2 separate regions of the Homo sapiens genome follow, and region 2 is linked to region 1. Evidence: chromatin contacts called from ENCODE Hi-C or POLR2A ChIA-PET data. All regions are on one chromosome and are shown on one strand. Each heading gives the region's core, a stretch centred on a gene start or an enhancer-like site at or near the end of the contact. The rest is flanking DNA. Distances are from core to core; before and after follow the strand shown. Region 1 overlaps SEL1L (SEL1L adaptor subunit of SYVN1 ubiquitin ligase). Region 2 overlaps SEL1L (SEL1L adaptor subunit of SYVN1 ubiquitin ligase).

The links. A loop is a pair of places that touch in the nucleus more often than their neighbours do. ChIA-PET counts read pairs that join two places held with the same protein, here RNA polymerase II (POLR2A). Pooled maps may share reads with other maps.
Region 2: a loop to region 1 is called in a map of Ramos, with 2.4 times the contacts of the local background. The contact joins two enhancer-like sites. A Hi-C loop is called at or near these places in 7 of 168 maps with a recorded cell type or tissue (CD4-positive, alpha-beta T cell, CD8-positive, alpha-beta T cell, OCI-LY7 and 4 more), 9 of 37 single-sample maps with no recorded cell type and 12 of 50 pooled maps. POLR2A ChIA-PET finds 5 or more read pairs at or near these places in 8 of 52 experiments (Caco-2, GM12878, K562 and 5 more).

What each region holds. Positions count from the first base shown.
Region 1 is chr14:81,472,093-81,476,048 of GRCh38, reverse strand. SEL1L (SEL1L adaptor subunit of SYVN1 ubiquitin ligase) reads left to right here. Exons shown (of 21, transcript NM_005065.6): 21 at 1-3,956. Among named protein-coding and RNA genes, the nearest start is that of LINC02308, 24 kb to the right of the region's middle. Within about 2 kb of position 1,693, at least 5 of the 41 ENCODE cell types and tissues checked have a DNase peak (open chromatin) inside an H3K27ac peak, as active enhancers do; they include CD8-positive, alpha-beta T cell, where a contact is called at or near this core.
Region 2 is chr14:81,516,533-81,520,488 of GRCh38, reverse strand. The region is part of intron 3 of SEL1L (SEL1L adaptor subunit of SYVN1 ubiquitin ligase); the gene reads left to right. Among named protein-coding and RNA genes, the nearest start is that of SEL1L, 15 kb to the left of the region's middle. Within about 2 kb of position 2,273, at least 22 of the 41 ENCODE cell types and tissues checked have a DNase peak (open chromatin) inside an H3K27ac peak, as active enhancers do; they include CD8-positive, alpha-beta T cell, where a contact is called at or near this core.

The DNA of each region.
Region 1 (3,956 bases), core at 444-2,943:
TTATTTTACTTTGCATTTCTTTTTGCACAAAGAACACATCACCTTCCTGAATTCTTTAAATATGAAATATCATTGCCAGGGTATGGCTTACAGTGACTACTATTATAATACTAAAACTCAGAGAATCAAAGATGGATTAAACTCAGTGGTTGATGAAAGCCAAAACCTGTTTGTACTGTTCTATACTATTCAGGTATCTTTTTATTTCTGATAGTTTTATATTATAATAGAAAGCCAGCCACTGCTTAGCTATCATAGTCACCATTTTCTCACTGTTAACATTAGGAAAATCAAGGCTACTATGCTTCAGGATTGTCTGGTTAAATAGTATGGGAAAAAAACTGAAGAGTTTCACATAATTACACACGTGAAATAATTAAAGCTTAAACTGAATTTGTATTTCATTTTATTGTCAGATGGTGGTGTTCACCAGCCTGTATCTTGTCTGAGACTGCATTCGTATCTGAGCAGGTTTTCTATGCCTACTGATGTCAGTATGTTTATACTAACCTTCATGCTTTTTTCCCAGAATCCCTCATCTGCCAGAAAACTTGAAAAGTTTATTGCTTGTAGAGTTGTACTGCTTTGATTTTTGAAGTTGGGGTAGTAGTTAGAACTAGATTTAACTAGTCTATAATGAACATGAAGGCTTTTATATATGAAGTTGTATACCTTTTTGTGTTTAGAGAATTATGGGAAACCTGGTAAGCAAAACTTTCCTCCCAGATAATTGCTTCCAAATTCGAAGAGTTAGTCACCAAGAGAGCCATATGTATGAAAGCGTATCTGTGAAAGGTAGGAAACTTACCCCCCCTAAGTGTAATGTTGCTTTAGGCAACTCTTGTAAATAGTGAGACTTGTTTGGTCTCTTACATGTAGAGATTTGAGTGCAGTTGGTACAGTACTTTGGTGTCTCCACCACTGTCCCTTCTCCCCGCTTCAAAATAAGTGTAATCCACGGTAGCAGCCACACTTCCTTTAGAAGGAACTGTTATAATTTATTTAAAAGTTGAAAAACCACCCAAGATGACTACCAACTTTCACTTTTTTCTTCTGCCATCCACCCTCATTTTTCCTTTAGCAAGATTTTTATATCTAACTTTCCTTCCCTCCATTGAGTACGTGCTTTGAGAAAACATTTCTTAAAACAGTGTGTGCCACCTAAGGCTGGATGGGAAAGTGCAGTCTTGTTGTTCATATAAAAACACACTTCTTATTAGTTTACCACTTGCCTTTTTCTATTGTTAATGTTCTGAATTTCCTTTTCTTGGCTTGTTTCTACTTCATTTTACCCTGGGTCACTTGCTGCCAGCAGTTTGTGAATGGTGTCTTTCAAATAACTTAGTTCTTATGGCTTCACTTAAAGACTGTCTCAAAAATACTTTGCTCTCTTCTTCTTTTTTGTTCATGGGACATGGTACCTAAGCAAATAGGAGTTGGGTTTGGTTTTTCTCCTAAAATAATGCTCAATACTTACCTAATCAAATGGCATCCATTTGAATAAAATGACAATAACTAAAGCTAGTTAATGTCAGTGACATTAAACTAACTCCAGGATTCAGGAGTTTTAATGTTAGAATTTAGATTTAACAGATAGAGTGTGGCTTCATTTGTCCATGGTAGCCCATCTCTCCTAAGACCTTTTCTAGTCTGTCTTCCTGCCTTCGAACTTGATGACAGTAAAACCCTGTTTAGTATTCTCTTGTGCATTTGGTTTGTTGGTTAGCCGACTGTCTTGAAACTATTCATTTTGCTTCTAGTTTTATTTTACAGAGGTAGCATTGGTGGGTTTTTTTTTTTTTTTCTGTCTCTGTGTTTGAAGTTTCAGTTTCTGTTTTCTAGGTAAGGCTTATTTTTGATTAGCAGTCAATGGCAAAGAAAAAGTAAATCAAAGATGACTTCTTTTCAAAATGTATTGTTTAGCACTTAACTCAGATGAATTTATAAATTATTAATCTTGATACTAAGGATTTGTTACTTTTTTGCATATTAGGTTAATTTTTACCTTACATGTGAGAGTCTTACCACTAAGCCATTCTGTCTCTGTACTGTTGGGAAGTTTTGGAAACCCCTGCCAGTGATCTGGTGATGATCTGATGATTTATTTAAAGAGCCGTTGATGCCTCCAGGAAACTTAAGTATTTTATTAATATATATATAGGAATTTTTTTTTATTTTGCTTTGTCTTTCTCTCCCTTCTTTTATCCTCATGTTCATTCTTCAAACCAGTGTTTTGGAAGTATGCATGCAGGCCTATAAATGAAAAACACAATTCTTTATGTGTATAGCATGTGTATTAATGTCTAACTACATACGCAAAAACTTCCTTTACAGAGGTTCGGACTAACATTTCACATGCACATTTCAAAACAAGATGTGTCATGAAAACAGCCCCTTTACCTGCCAAGACAAGCAGGGCTATATTTCAGTGACAGCTGATATTTGTTTTGAAAGTGAATCTCATAATATATATATGTATTACACATTATTATGACTAGAAGTATGTAAGAAATGATCAGAACAAAAGAAAATTTCTATTTTCATGCAAATATTTTTCATCAGTCATCACTCTCAAATATAAATTAAAATATAACACTCCTGAATGCCTGAGGCACGATCTGGATTTTAAATGTGTGGTATTCATTGAAAAGAAGCTCTCCACCCACTTGGTATTTCAAGAAAATTTAAAACGATCCCAAGGAAAGATGATTTGTATGTTAAAGTGACTGCACAAGTAAAAGTCCAATGTTGTGTGCATGAAAAGGATTCCTTGGTTATGTGCAGGGAATCATCTCACATGCTGTTTTTCCTATTTGGTTTGAGAAACAGGCTGACACTATTCTCTTTGATTAGAAAATAAACTCATAAAACTCATAATGTTGATATAATCAAGATGTAACCACTATAAATATGTAGAAGAGGAAGTTTTAAAAGACCTTAAGCTGGCATTGTGAAGGAACACCATGGTAGACTCTTTTTGTAAATGTATTTTGTATTTAATGAAATGCAGTATAAAGGTTGGTGAAGTGTAATATAATTGTGTAAACAAATCCTGTTAATAGAGAGATGTACAGAATCGTTTTGTACTGTATCTTGAAACTTGTGAAATAAAGATTCCACCTCTGGTTATCCTGTATGCTGTAATATACCACAACCAAGCACCTTTCCAGACAGACTTTTTTTAAGCTGAATGATTCAATTTTTTAATGTTTTTTGGAAATTCAGAAGCTTCTGAAAACATTCACTTGTGGCAATTTGAATTTATCTTTCATTTTAAACTCCTGAAATTCAGATTTTTACAAGTCCAATATTGCCCTAGGGAGAACATGAATTTGCTAAGAAATGTTATCTTTTAAATCTCTGATATCTTTGTCTTGAAGCAGCCTTGATATGTAGTAAGCGTGATTCACTTTAGCCTGATTATAATATTATTTATCTAAAGTTTGTTTATGCATTGCCTTGTCCCAGGAATTTTTTAAGAGGACTTGCAGAGACACGTACCACACAGTAACATTTAGACTAAATATGCTCTGAGTAAAGGAGAAATGAAAAAATATTAAATCAAGAGTGAACATGTACACAAAGTGCAATTGGAAGTGGGCTACAAATTTGGCCCCCAGCTTCCCAGCAGGCAACTCAAAGAGGTAACTGAGGTAAAATGTTCCAGCTCAGAAGCATTGGATCTTGGATAAAAAGCCTACATGATGCAAACTGTGGCAACTGAGATGTCAGATCTCAAGATCTCAAATTGTACTTGTGGGAGCACAGTCAGTGACCCCAGATGACCTTGACTGACCTAAAAGTTGTGGGGGAAGTCGGATGTCAGAGCCTTAACACCAGCAGGTGACCATCCAACCTGGGGCAATGCCTGCCTGTTCACCACTTAGCCTCTTTCTGGCAAGTCATTAGAATGTCCTCCATCTTCATTGGCTGCAACTTGATGAGCTACAGCCTCT
Region 2 (3,956 bases), core at 1,024-3,523, 44 kb before region 1:
TTAATGTTATTTTGTTTTATCATAATAAATATGCATATATAGTTTCAAAATAACAGTGGCCCTTACCACTAACTGTGGGACCACAGAATGCAGCCCAAGATTCCTTTATGGTCCTTCTTATTCTTGGTATATATTTTGCTAGGGACTTGTAATAATACAGTGTTTTAAAATCACTAATAATTCTCTGGTTATATCAACAACTTTATAAACATTTAGATTAATTTGTACCAGTTTTCACTTTTCAATAATGATTTAGATTTGTTTTTAATTTATTCTTAATATATGAAAATGCTTAAGTACTTATGCATATATATGACATAAATTGCATATATATGGCTCTGTGTACAGTTCCAGCTACACTAGAACTGGGTTATGTGACAGTTACTTTGAAACTTTTGCCCTTTGTCAGCCTCTCAATCATGTTGCTACCATATTAATCTTTCTCAAACTCAAATTTGACCCCATAACTCCCCTGTTTACAGGCCTCCATTACTTCCCTGTTTGCCTGAGAGATGAAGTATGCAGTCCTTAGCATGATTCACAGAGCCTTCAGTGTACCCCTTCCCTAAGCAGCCTTTTTCAGCAATACAAAACCCTTTTCTGTTCTCCAAACACAACATAACAGTTTATGCCCCTGGGCCTTTGTACAGATTCTCCTCACTGTTTAGGATGCCTTCCTCATTCCTTTGCCCAAATCCACTGTCACAAATTTCTGTTCATTCTTAAAAATAAATGTAGGTTTTCTCCTTTCTGAAGTGGTTCCTGAACCAAAGTGTTTACTATATGTAAGAGCTTCCTATCTGGCCTTCTTCCTTTTGCTCTTTCCCCCACTATCAGTTCCCTAACAGCAGCCAGACTGAGACTACTTCCTGCTCAGAAACCTCCTTTGGCTTCCGGTCCTACTCAAAGTAAAATCCAAACTTCTTCTATTTACAAGGCCTGACATCAGGCCCTTCCTGTCTCTTTAACTAACTCTTCTGCCACTCCCCTTTAGGTGACTCCCACCAAACTTGCCCTCTTGCTATTTCTTGAATATTTCACACTTATTCCCAGTTGTGTTGGGGAACCCCAAGACCACACCCTCAGGTGCAGTAATTTGGTAGGAAGTGTTCCTAGTAAATCTATGCTGACTCAAAGGACTCAGTGTAGAGTTGTGTTCACAGCTATAATTTGTCATAGTGGAAGACTAGAAGGCAAAATCAGCAAAGGAAAAGTATGGAATGAAGTGTAGGGGAAACCAGATGTAAGCTTTCAAGGGTCCTCTCCCGGAGGAGTCACACGGAGTGCTTAAATCCAGCAGCAACAAGTTAAGATAACACATGTGAAATGTTTTCCACCCAGGTAGCTTATTAGAGAACTAGAGTTTTTATTGGGGGCTGGTTAAGTTGGCAGTCTCTTCCTGGCATGTACCAAACTTGCAGAAGGAAAGCAGGTGTTCAACATTGTACAGTTTGGGTGAGCCACTCTTATCTGTAGGATGGTGAGAACTCTCCAGAAATCTAAATTTCCAGATGCTAACCAAGGGCCAACCTTGGAAGCCAGCCTTCTCAAAGAGAGAAGTTTATGTCTGTTTTTTTAACTCTTCTCTGCACAGTCTACTCCCTAGGTCATTGGCCAAGGCATCTTTATAGCAGAGTTACCAATAAGACCCAGATAGTAGTGAGACCAGCCTGCAATATTGATTTTAGGTATGCCTTTTAGGAGGCCTGGACTTAGCCAGTTAAAACAATTCCCATTTATCATAATGGTCTATCTTAGAAAAACAATAGGCTTCCTCCCTAAGTTTTAACCTTTCTAATCTTTTTACCTTTTTTTTTTTTTTTTTTTTTAGACGAAGTCTCGCTCTTGTCCCCCAGGTTGGAGTGCAGTGGCATGATCTCTGCTCACTGCAACCTTCGCCTCCTGGGTTCAAGCGATTCTCCTGCCTCAGTCTCCCAAGCAGCTGGGATTACAGGCACCTGCCACCACACCCAGCTAATTTTTATATTTTTAGTAGAGATGGGGTTTCACCAGGTTGGCCAGGCTGGTCTCGAACTCCTGACCTCAGGTGATCCACCCACCTCGGCCTCCCAAAGTGCTGGGATTACAGGAGTGAGCCACCGCACCCGGCCTACCTTTTTTAAAACACATTTTACCTATTATTTGTTTTTGTACGTGGTCTTAAGTTTCTGTATTAACTTTTTTTTTTTTTAATCAGCTGCAGCACAACTGTGGCCTAGTAAGTGGAAGCTGACCTAAAAGCTTTCCAGGGCTGAGTCAGTCTCATGAGAGTCAGAGTACAAGAAGTTCCGTCCCAAGCCGGGCGCAGTGGCTCATGCCTGTAATCCCAGCATTTTGGGAGGCCAAGGCAGGTGGATCACTTGAGGCCAGGAGTTCAAGACCAGCCTGGCCAATATTGCAAAACCCCATCTCTGGTAAGAATATAAAAAATTAGCTAGGTATGGTGGCATGAGAATCGCTTGAGCCTGGGAGACAGAGGCTGCAGTGAGCCAAGATCATGCCACAGCACTCCAGCCTAGGTGACAGAGTGAGACTGTCTCAAAAAAAAAGAAGAAGAAGTTCAGTCCCAGAGGGTACACATGGTAACCCTGGAAGCAAACCATCAATTACAGATACTCTGTTTCCAAAACTCAAAAGAGTTCAAATTCCAGTCCTCTCACTGGCAGCAAAAAGCAAGGAAGTTGTGTCCCACTAAACATTTTTTTGCAGCTTCCCCTGATCAGGATTATTCCTCTGGTATTTACAAAATTACAGGTGTTTAACATTTTATTTTAATTTTTACAATACATCTAGATGCAATAGCCACAAAATATAAAGCTATTTTAAAAATATTCTTCTTTTTCTTTTTTCTCCCTACTGCAGTTTACTCAGCCTCCTAGCAGTAAATTCAGTGTTTGCACTGTTAACATTACAGCTGCCAGGGAAGATCCTGGAATGCAGTGGAGGAAGGGAGGTGGGGGAGGATATTGTAGCAAGAGCAGCAGCCAGGCTGAAAAAAAACTGCTGGATTGTTACCTCCCCCAGTTTTTTTGTTTGTTTTCTGGTTTATCTAAAATTTTGTTCCAGACCAGATTTAACTTTTTAAAGAGAGCAGTTCAAACTTGTAACGTTTTTGGTTTGGCCCATCCTTGGGAATTTGGGGGTCCTTTCTCTTCCCATCTAGAAGAGAGAACAAAAACTACAGGCCTCACCTGCAATACACTGCCTTTTCCCTCATTTTAGCCAGCAGGACTAAAAGCAGTCAGGGGCATCCAGCAAGCCAGCTTTCCTGGAGCTGGATCTTTTACTTTCAGATTCTATGGCTCTCAACAAACAGCAGCTCAGCTACTGCTTCATACTGTGGATGACTCCATGACCACTCAGGCCCCAGAGATTCATCATATTCTGCCCTTTAGCCTTCCTCTTCTTAACGCTTTCACCATATATCAGTGAGTCAGGGTCATTCTAGCAAATCCCACTTCTAATGCATCTGTGTCAGGGAACCCCTAAACCATCCCCAGGTTTAATGATTTGGTAGGGGGATTTGACATATAGTTGCCTTCACAGCTATGATTTATTACAGCAAAAGGGGACAAAGCAAAATCAGCACAGGTGCAAGGTACATGGGGGGGAAGTCTGGAGGAAACAAGGTAGAAGCTTCCAAGGGTCCTCTCCCTCAGAACTGATGCAGGATCACTTAATTACCCCAGCGGCAAATTGTAACAACGCATGTGAAATGTTGTCTACCAGGGAGGCTTGTTAGAGACCCAGTGCCTGGAGTTTTTATTGAAAACTAGTTTGTAATCACCCTCTGCTAGCATGTACCAAAACTGTAGAATCCCAGAAGAAAAATGGGTAGTATTGCGTGTAAACCACATGTTTGTACGGTTTGGGCTCCGTACACTTTTATAAGTTAGAATGGTGGCGTGTCCGGAATTTGTTCCTTCTAATGCCCAGACTTCAGGGTTGATTCCCTC